2 separate regions of the Homo sapiens genome follow, and region 2 is linked to region 1. A link is a loop called in an ENCODE intact Hi-C map of the cell type or tissue named here. Cell type or tissue: ovary. All regions are shown on one strand. Links, peaks and the distances in the headings refer to the core of each region. The heading gives the core; the rest is flanking DNA. Region 1 overlaps APBA3 (amyloid beta precursor protein binding family A member 3). Region 2 overlaps PIP5K1C (phosphatidylinositol-4-phosphate 5-kinase type 1 gamma).

The links. Hi-C counts contacts between places; a loop is a spot of excess contacts. Peaks named below come from ENCODE experiments on the same cell type or tissue, not always from the same donor. Only the 100,000 strongest peaks of a DNase experiment are listed, where the experiment ranks them.
Region 2: a loop joins it to region 1, with 2.5 times the contacts of the local background. A loop is called at or near these places in 3 of 110 quality-filtered maps.

Annotation. Positions count from the first base shown.
Region 1 is chr19:3,754,378-3,759,738 of GRCh38, forward strand. APBA3 (amyloid beta precursor protein binding family A member 3) reads right to left here. Exons shown (of 11, transcript NM_004886.4): 2 at 5,312-5,361; 3 at 5,184-5,223. Among named protein-coding and RNA genes, the nearest start is that of APBA3, 4.6 kb to the right of the region's middle. In ovary, for the core only: no CTCF peak of the experiment used is centred there; no DNase peak of the experiment used is centred there.
Region 2 is chr19:3,669,320-3,674,680 of GRCh38, forward strand. The region is part of intron 1 of PIP5K1C (phosphatidylinositol-4-phosphate 5-kinase type 1 gamma); the gene reads right to left. Among named protein-coding and RNA genes, the nearest start is that of PIP5K1C, 28 kb to the right of the region's middle. RefSeq lists enhancers at 2,836-3,511, 4,448-5,241. In ovary, for the core only: a CTCF peak has its summit at 2,655; DNase peaks (open chromatin) are centred at 962, 1,882 and 2,224; H3K27ac peaks cover 3,479 bases.

The DNA.
Region 1 (5,361 bases), core at 220-5,219:
CCACTCCCACAGGCTCTGCCCCAGGGCTACGCTCTCCGAGATGGCCGGGAGACACAGTGTTCTAGCTGGTGGCTTAGCACTCTCCAGCCAGGAAGCACAGCCCACTGTTCTAGAACCATCCAAGCAGCCTGGCCCTCACAGGTCTAGAACCTTCTGTCCATCCCTCAAGGACTCGCAGGTGGGAAACCAGTGAGTCCAGGCCATGGCTGGATTCAAAGCCAGATCTAGCACCCACAGATACCTTCACCCCGTGTCCCCAGAATTCCATGATCAGGCCGGAACCAGACAGTCCCACTCCTGCTTTTTTGAGACACGGTCTCGCTCTGTCGCCCAGGCTGGAGCTCGGTGGTGTGATCTCAGCTCACTGCAACCTCCGCTTCCTGGGTTCAAACGATTCTCCTGCCTCAGTCTCATGAGTAGCTGGGATTACAGGCGCCCACCACCACGCCTGGCTAGTTTTTGTATTTTTAGTAGAGACGGGGTTTCGCCACGTTGGCCAGGCTGGTCTCAAACTCCCGACCTCAAGTGATCCACCCGCCTTGGCCTCCTAAAGTACTGGGATGACAGGCGTGAGCCACGACGCTCCACCCCCCACTCCAATTTCGAAACCTCCACAACATTCTAGAACCACAGTGGACCCCTGCTTCTTGGTTCTGGAATTCCCTCCATCAATCTAGAACTGGCCAGCTCTGCCCACTGTTCTAGAACCGTCTGCAGTCAGCCCAGGATAGCAGGCAGCTCTGTTCCCGGGTTGTAGAACCACTCAGAACAGAGACAGACCCTGCTGCCTGTCTAAAATTCCCATACTCTCCAGAACCCCAGCTGGTTCTGACCCTTGATTCCAGAACTCTCTGACAGGTCTCATAGCAATTCTGTCAGGAGTTTTAGAATCTTATTATCACTCTAGAATCAGACTTCTCTGCTCCGTGATTCCAGAACATCTTAATCACAATCGCGTCAGGCAGCTCTTCCTGTGGTTCTAGAATCTCCTTCAGTAGTTCACACCTTTGGCTACACCAGGGATTCTAAGAATTACCTGACCAGTCAAGGAACAAACAATTCTGTTCCAGGAGAATTCTAGACAGTTCCAGAATACTCCCAACCCAGCCCAGAACTACATAAAGCTTTACTCCTGGCTGGGTGCGGTGGCTCACGTCTGTAACCCCAGCACTTTAGGAGGCCGGGGGGGGGGGGTGGATCACCTGAGGTCAGGAGTTCGAGACCTGCCTGGCCAACATGGCGAAACCCCGTCTCTACTAAAAATACAAAATTAGCTGGGCGTGGTGGCGCGTGCCTATAATCCCAGCTACTTGAAAGCTGAGGCGGGAGAATCACTTGAACCCAGGAGGTGGAGGTTGCAGTGAGCCGAGAGAGATCGCACCACTGCACACCAGCCTGGGTGACAGAGCAAGATTCCATCTCCAAAAACAAAAAGGAAAAAAAAAAAAAAGCTTTACTCTCATGGTTCTAGAATTCCCTGAGCTACCCAGAGCCAGACAGCTCTGCCAGTGGCCCTAGAACATTCTAACCAGTAACTACGGCTCTTTGGTTTAGAACCACGGGTGTAGGGCCCCGTTCTGGACACCACTAAGTGAAATTCACCCTACACCACAGTCGGTTCTGCCCACTATCCTTCAGGATCTAAGCATTCTGGAACAAGAGCTCCACTCTGGGGTTCTAGAGAGATACGTCATTCACTGTGGTAGCCACCAGGCACATGTATCTATCACAGACTTGAAATGTGGCTCGACTGAATAGAGATGTAAATAGAAAATACACACTAGATATTGAAGATTTGGTATGAAAAAAAGTAATTTAAGGTCAGGCATGGTGGTTCACGCCTGTAATCCCAGCACTTTGGGAGGCAGAGGCGGGCGGATCACCTGAGGTCAGGAGTTTGAGACCAGCCTGGCCAACATGGTGAAACCCCGTCTCTACTAAAAATACCAAAATTAGCTGGGCATGGTGGCAGGCGCCTGTAATCCCAGCTACTCGGGAGGCTAAGGAAGGAGAATCACTTGAACCCAGGAGGCAGAGGTTGCAGTGAGCCAAGATTGCGCCATTGCACTCCAGCCTGGGCAACAAGGTGAGACTGTGTCTCAAAAAAATAAAAAAGTAAATTAAAAATATTGATTGTATGTTGAAATAATATTTTAAATATGTTAGCTTAATTAAAATGTTATTAAAGTTAATTTCTTAGCCAGGTATGGTGGCGTATGCCTATAGTTCCAGTTACTCAGGAGGCTGAGGCGAGAGAATCGCTTGAAGCTGGGAGGCGGAGGTTGCGGTGAGCTGAGATCGTGCCACTGCACTGCAGCCTGGGCGACAGAGCGAGACTCCGTCTCAGTTTAAAAAAAAAAAAAGTTATTTCACCTGTTTTTAATTTTTTAACGTGGATAACTACAAAATTTTAAATCACATATGGCTCACGTTGTATTTCTATTGTAGTTCCATCTAGAACTTTCTGATTACACTATAATTGGACAGCTCTGCCCAGGGTTATAGAACACTAGATAACTATTCCCTCCATGGTTCTAGAATTCTCCAGTCTGAGTAGAACCAGATGCCTCTGTTCACCAATTCTGAGCATTCTCATCAGCCCAGATTCCTTTACCCTAGAAACAGACAAAATGCCAAGCCCTGGAACTCCCTAGGTGTCACAGCTCTGCTCGATTCTAGAACCTTCTTAGAGCTATAGGTTCAAACCAGTTTTTCTCTCTGCAACCACAGAACTGTTTTTTTTTTTCTTTTTTTTGAGACATGGTCTCACTGTCACCCAGGCTGGAGTGCAGTGGCACAATCTTAGCTCACTGCAGCCTCAAGTGATCCTCCCACCTCAGCCTCCCAAGTAGCTGGGATTATAGACCCATGCCACGTGCCTGGCTAATTTTGGGGGGGGATTTTATTTTTGTGGAGACAGGGTTTTGCTGTGTGGCCCAGGCTGGTCTCGAACTCCTGGGCTCAAGCGATCCTCCCACATCAGCCTTTCAAAGTGTTGGGATTACAGATGTGAGCCACCCTTCCCGGCCAGAACTTACTATCTGACCTATATCCTTAGCGAAGTGTAGAACAGAGGCTGGCCGCGGTGGCTCACACCTGTAATCCCAGCATTTTGGGAGGCCGAGGCGGGTGGATCACAAGGTCAGGAGTTTGAGACCAGCCTGACCAAGACGGTGAAACGCCGTCTCTACTAAAAATATAAAAATTAGCTGGGCACGGTGGCGGACGCTTGTAATCTCAGCTACTCAGGAGGCTGAAGCAGGAGAATCACTTGAATCCGGGCGGCAGAGGTTGAAGTGAGCTGAGATTGCACCACTGAAAAAAAAAGTCTAGAACATTCCAGAGGGCCAGAAATTGTTCTTCCCATGCTTTTAGGGCAGGGCTTGGCAAACATTTTCTGTAAAGGGCCAAAGAGTAAATATTTTCAGCCTTGTAGGTCACAAGGTATCTGCTGCAGCTACTCACCTCTGCCATTCGAACATCAGAGCAGCCATGGACAACACATGAATAACCAAGCATGATGTGTACCAATAAAACTTTATTTATGTACACTGAAATTTGTTTTTCTTTTTTTAGAGACAGAGTCTCACTCTATTGCCCAGGCTGGAGTGCAATGGCGTGATCTCAGCTCACCGCAACCTCCGCCTCCCGGGTTCATGTGATTCTCCTGCCTCAGCCTCCTGAGTAGCTGGGATTACAGGCGTGCACTACCATGCCCGGCTAATTTTTGTATGTTTAGTAGAGACGGGGTTTCACCAATGTTGGCCAGGCTGGTCTCGAACTCCTGACCTAGTGATCTGCCCACCTTGGCCTCCCAAAGTGCTGGGATTATAGGCGTGAGCCACCGCGCCCAGCTTATGCACACTGAAATTTGAATTGCATTTTTTTATTTTTGAGACAGAGTCTCGCTCTGTTGCCTAGGCTGTAGTGCAGTGGCGTGGGGTGATCTCAGCTCACCGCAGTCTCGACCTCCTGGGCTCAAGAACTTCTCCCGCCTCAACCTCCTGAGTAGCTGGGACTACAGGCATGCACCGCCACACCTGGCTAACTTTAAACATTTTTTGTAGAGATGGGGTCTTGCTACGTTGCCCAGGCTGGTCTCCAACTCCCGGCTCAAGCGATCCTCCTGCCTCAGCCTCCCAAAGAGCTGGGATTACACGTGTGAGCCACCATATCCAGCCTAGCATATCATTTTCACATGTCAAGAAATAGTATTCTTTGGCCAGGCGTGGTGGCTCACGCTTGTAATCCTAGCACTTTAGGAGGCCAAGGCGGGCGGATCACAAGGTCAGGAGTTCAACACCAGCCTGGCCAACACAGTGAAACCCCATCTCTACTAAAAATACAAAAATTAGCTGGGCGTGGTGGCGAGCACCTGTAATCCCAGCTACTTGGGAGGCTGAGGCAGGAGAATCACTTGAACCCGGGAGGCGGAAGTTGCAGTGAGCCGGGATCACGCCACTGCACTCCAAGCCTGGGTGACAGACTCTGTCTCAAAAAGAAAGAAAGAAATAGTATTCTTCTTTCAATGAAAAAAAAAGTCAATTAAAAATGCAAAGGACACCCGGGCATGGTGGCTCACGCCTGTAATCTCAGTACTCTGGGAGGCTGAGGCAGGCAGATCGCTTGAGCTCAGGAGTTTGAAACCAGCTTGGGCAACATGGTGAAACCCCATCTCTACCCAAATAAATACGAAATAAAATTAGCTGGGCGTGGTGGCACGCACCTGTAGTCTCAGCTATTTGGGAAACTGAGGTGGGAGGATCGCTTGAACCTGGGAGATGGAGGTTGCAGTGAGCTGAGATCAAGCCACTGCACTCCAGCCTGGATAACAGAAGTCATCAAAAAAAGTAAAGAAGCCCCAAACGCAAAAACCATCTTTAACTCGAGACCTACGTGAGCAGGCAGTGAGTTGGGTCTGGCCCGACGACGATGATTTGCCAAGCCCGGTTCTAGAACCCAGTGCTGCCAATGGCCGGAGCTGCCCCACAGTCCCCTTCTCACTCTACCCCGTTCTCAAGGCTGGCTCTCCTCTCCCTGGCCAGCCGGAATCTGCTCGAAACCACCCTCAGAGGCTCCCGAGAACCTCGTCCTTACTGGCAAGCTGTTGCCAGGCTGGTGAGCCTGATTCTGGCTGTCTAGGGGCCTTCAGTGCCTGAGGCTAGGGTGGGCGGGACACTCACCCTCCTGGGGGGCAGGGTAGGAAGCCAGGGTCTCGGGGCTCTGGAAGAAGATAGAGGAGGGGCAGGACTGAGTCTCCCTGCTTGGTTCCAGGCAGTCCAGGATGCCTGGAGGGCGGGGCGGGCACTACCTGGGCACCAGCGGGTGGCTCTTCAGGTGTGACTAGAGGCACCGTCTCCA
Region 2 (5,361 bases), core at 179-5,178, 85 kb before region 1:
ACTGGTCTGGCCCTGGCTTCCAGGCCGGCTGAGGTGAGCAGGGGAGGCCAGGACATGTGAGGGGCCAACTGGGCGAGGTTCAGGGAGGTGCAGACAGGTGAGGAGGTGGGTGCGGAGTCCGCGGTGCAGACGGGGGCCGTCAGGGGTGGGGACCCGGCTGGGTGTGGACTCGGGAGAGGGGACAGAGGAGAATTTCCCCGAGAGACAAAAAGTCTTTCTGGACCAAGGCCTTACAAAGCCAGCAAAGAGTGCAGAGAAGGCGGGAGCCCTTCTGTTTTATGACGCGGAAAGAGATGCTCAGAGGGAGGGGTGAACCCACCCGAGGTCACACAGAAGGAGAAGGAAAGTCAAACCTGGGCCTGGGTCGGCGATGCCCCACCCTATCAGCCCTGCCAGCGCCCCTCGGCCCCCATGGGCACTGTGCTGCTCTCGGTGGGTGCACGGGAGACCCACGTGTGTCCCATCCAGAGGCTGCACCCCGGTGACCGCCCTGCCGTCTGAAAACACGTCCACCGCGGGCACTGAAGGCAACTGAATGCGACTTGGTGGAGCAGCCCATAGCTTTGCTCTGCTGCCGGGTCAGAACTGCCGGAGACAAGACGAAGGCACGAGGTGGAAAACTTTGCTGGGGTCAGGAGCCTCGGGGCAGGGGCAGGCCGGGGAGGGGCCTGGGGTCAGGAGCCTCGGGGCAGGCAGCAGGTATGGAGGGGGCTGGGGCCAGAAGCCTCTGCAGGCGGCAGGTGGGGAGGGGACTGCGGTCAGGAACCTGGGGCAGGCGGCAGGTGGGGAGGGGGCTGGGGTCAGGAGCCTCTGCAGGCGGCAGGTGGGGAGGGGGCCGCATTCGAGACGCTGGTGGGCCCCTGCAGTCGTGGTCAGTCCCCACGCCTGCCTGAGGGTGCGGGGTTGGACGGTGTCCCTCCGACATTCACGTCCTTCCAAGAACCTCAGCCTGCAACCGTATTTGGAAAGAGAGTCTTTGCTGATGTCATTGGGTAAGATGAGGTCATGCCGGAGTGGGGTGGGCCCTGGATCCACCGCTGTCCTTATAAGAGAAGCCGCTCAGGGAGGCCAAGATGCCGTGTGGGGTGGAGGCGGGGAGGGCACCACTCCTCCAGGCCCTGAAACGCCAAGGATGCCCGGAGGCACCAGGAGCAGAGGGGTGTGGAGCTTCTCCGAGGTCGGTCGGGAGGGCAGAGCCCTGCCCACTCCTGGACCTCAGGCTCCTGGCCTCCAGAGCTGAGCCAGAACAAACGCCTGTTCAAGGCCTGCTGCTCCAAGCCCCCCAGTCCCGGGGACTTTGTCTGGGCAGCCCAGGACCTCACACGGAGCCCTCCAGTGAGGACCCCAGCCCTGGGTGGGAGGGGGCGTACTTCTCAAGGCAGCAAGAACAGCTGAAGGGTCCTCCCCTCGGGCCACCTGGATGCCCTGCAGGGCTGGGTGGGCAGCGGGTGGGCCCTGGAGGGATCTGGGGGACAGACCCATGGTGCTCACTGCAGGGGCGGGGACGGGGACGGAGGGAGTGGGGTGACTCAGGATTCCGGCTGCCACGGTGAAGGGAAAGACGGGCTGCTTCTCTGTCCTTCCAGAGGACAGGGCCAGTCGCCCCCAGGTCTCTGACAGGCCACAAAGGGCCTGCTCTGGGCCGCGGCGGGGCGGAAGGTGCTGGACGCTGACGTGATGTTTGGGTTGGCGGCCCGGGAGCAGAACAATTCACGGTTTTACGTCCAGGGTGTGGGGGAAGGAAAAGAAGAGAGGGCAGGAAGCCAGCGGTGGGCCGGGGCGGGACGTTCCAGACCTCATCGGGGGCCCGGGCGTCCCCCTGCTCGGCCTGTCTGGGGCCTCCCTGCCCACAGTCCTGACTCTACTCGCGAAACCACCCCTCTGGGGCCCCCCCACACCCACTTGGGTGACTCAGCTGTTTTCCTCAGTGGCCCCGATGCTGAGAGGTCACAGCGCTTGGGTCCACCCCTGCCCGGACTCTCCCAGGCTCCCTACGGCCCCGGGACCCAGTGGATGCAGTGAGGCCCTCCAGACCCAGCTCTGCTGACCTCACCAGGCACCTCGGGGTCACCCGTGTTGGGTGTAGGCCCCCTGCCTCAGTTTCCCTCTGTGGTTCCACGTCTTCACCTGCCCGACTCACCTGAGCTGGCTAACGGGGAGAGGAGAGGAGAGGGGCAGGCGGCTCGGGCCCTGCTGGGAACGTCCCTGCACTGGGGGCCTGTAGGGTTAAGGGACTGGCCGGGGCCGAAGCACTGAGGTGGAGGTGGAGCAGGACGGAGAGGGGAGGCACTCGGTTGGGGGACCCCAGGGAAAATGTGGGGCTCCCAGGGCAGGCAGGAACGGGCAGCAAGGGGAGACCAGAGCCGAGTGTCCTGTGGAGGAGAGGGGACGGGGAGAAAGCACAGCCTTGCTGCCACCGCCTGCCCAGGGGGTGGGGGCAGGTGAGCGCCATCTTCACTCAATCCTCGCTCCCCATGAGGCCCGCTCAGGGCACAGAGCCTGCCGTGACCCCCATAGGGGGCTGTCATGACGGTGAGCTCTGCTCAGCCTGAGACGTGACTAATTATCTGCTGAATGAGCCACCCCGTTTTCGAGGAAATTAGGTTTTAAAAATAGTCGGGGGAGGAAAGGCGAGCCGCGCTGCGGAGCCGGGAGGTGGCCCCTCTGAGCAGTTTCCGCTGGCCAGGCCCGAGGCGGGGGCTCTGCCGCTGGGGCCCCTCTCTCCTGGCCCCATCACAGGACGTGGTGGCGACCCGGGCCTGCGGTGCACGGCTCTGATCGCTGGCTGCACGGTGACCTCATCGGCCACCCCACCTCCCTGTGTGCCCAGGGCTTCTCTCTGAGCCTCAGTCTCTCTCTATAAAGTGCGGCTGAAGCCAGCTCGAGCCCTAGAGGCACTGCCATTCTCCACGGGGCCACATGGCCGCCTCTGCACCCAGCTGTTCCCTGGCCTGCGCCTGGTCTCCGCCCTGGCCCTGCCAGTGCTCCCTGGACACTGTGTCCCACACCAGCCACCTTTGCCACCCCACTGACACCGCCCCATCCTGCAGACCAGCCTGGTCCCTCCTGCTGAGCCTGGGGGCTCCCTCAGGACGGGGCCTGCCCTGGGCTGACAGCATGGGCGTGTTTGTTGACTGACCCATGGACTGACAGATACCCGTTCCTCTTTTCTCTGCACAACAGGCCTCCGCCAGAGCTTCCTCTCCACATCTGTCTGACATGGACACTGAGGCAGGGAATGACTAAACTGGGGGAGGAGGCAGATTGTCAGGCTGGCTCTGCAGTGAGACCCAAAGTAAGAATGGGGACGGAGAGGTCTGGACAGGTGGCCAGAGGGAGGGAGGCATCACAGTGAGAGGAAACAGGGCACATTCTGGGCTCACCGACAGGGCGCCGTGGGGCAGAGGGCCCAGCGAGGCAAGCTCGAGGGTGGGTGGAAGGTGCCTCAGCCCCTGTGGGCACCTGCAGGGCACTGTGACAGCAGGCAGGACAGGAACAGTGGTGGCCTCATCCCTGTAGAACCAAGGTCCAGACCCCCATGGCTGGGAGGAGAAAGCCCCAGCCCTGGAGGCGGTGGGGGCGGGGGGAGAGTGGGCAGGGCCCTGGAAGGCCCAGGATGATGAAGCTGGGGACTGGGGGGCTGGGGACTGGGGGGCCGGGGAGAGCCCACGGCAGGGGAGGGATTCTGCGAAAGGGGGCCCACCCACCCCGCCCCCACCGCAGACAAGGGTCTCCCCAGGCCTCACTGCAACCCTGCAGGGTGAAGACCAGGCCCTGTCACCCCACCAGACCCTGTGTGGCCCCCTCCCTGCCCTCTGCTCCTCCCTCTGCTCCAGCCACACGGGCCCTCGCTGTCCCTCCAGCACGCCAGCGCCACCCTGTGTCATGGCCTTTGCACGAGCGGTGCCTCTGCCTGGCCTGCCAGTCCCAAGATTCCCTCACGGTTTGTTCCTGTTTCACCCCAGACCTGGCTTGAACATCACCCCTCAGAGGCCTCCTCCAGCCAACCTGCACCAAACGATCCCCTCCTCACTGCCCGGCACACGGCACCACCTGATACATGGCTGTTGTCATCCCCACAACAGGGGTCCCAGGCCTGCTCTGTCACCTGCTCACAGACTCTGGCAAAGCTCTGAGGGCAGCAAGGGAAGGCCAGTGAGAAAGGGGCGGCAGTGGGACCCAGGTGTGTCAGAGTAGCACAGGGGGCCTGCACCCCTGGGTGGGGCCGCTGCCCAGAGGGCAACTGCTGGGCACCCCAGGACAGGTGCAGGCTCGCCGTGACACAGCAACCCGGGTGTGTGAGGACGGCCCAGGCACGGGGTCCTGCGATCCCACAAGCAGGAAGCAACCCCGGGCCAGAGCTCACGGTCACCTCCCTCATTCGCTGGAACAACCCATCCTCTGGCCTCCCGCCGTGCAGGCCTCCGACCATGGGGACCACAGGCCCCTCTGAGGACCTGCCAGGACGGCCAGGCTGGGCAGCGGCACTCCACGACACAGGCTGGGGTGGGGACCCGGAGGCGGCAGGGCCGACCCTCAGCTCTGGTGAGGCTCAGACCAGGACCCGGCGGACAAGGGTAGGCCGTGCAAGAATCTTCTCCTGCTAAACTGCAGAAAGGCCTTCTGTGGCTGTCCACAGATGGCTGCGACGCTTGGCAGTAGTGTGACTTGCTCTGACCAACAGAATGTGATGCAAGGGATGGTGTGGGCGTGAGGAAGGCTGGCACTTCTCACTGTGCCTCTGGGAACCTGGGCCACGACACTCAGAGGCCAGCTCCCTGCAAAAAGACCGGGCGGCCCCAGCTGTTCCTGCCATCCTGGCTGAGGGTTGGACAGGCAAGTGTAGGACGAGCTTGAATTTCCTGCCACTGCCGACCACAGCCATGGAACTAACCCCAGGTATGACCTACAGAAGAACCACCCAACTGAACCCAACCCAAATAACAGAATCGCAAGCAAATACACAGTTGTTTGAAGCTTCTGTCTGGGGGTGGTTTGTTATACAATAGCTGACTGAAACAGATCTCGGCTCACTACAACCTCTGCCTCTTGGGTTTAAGTGATTCTCCTGTCTCAGCCTCCCCCGAGTAGCTGCAGATCTTGGCTCACTACAGCCTCCGCCACTCGGGTTCAAGCGATTCTCCTGCCTCAGCCTCCCCCGAGTAGCTGCAGATCTCGGCTCACTACAGCCTCCGCCTCCCGGGTTCAAGCGATTCTCCTGCCTCAGCCTCCCCCGAGTAGCTGCAGATCTCGGCTCACTACAGCCTCCGCCTCCCGGGTTCAAGCGATTCTCCTGCCTCAGCCTCCCCCGAGTAGCTGGGACTACAGGCACGCACCACCATGCCCAGCTTTTTTGTATTT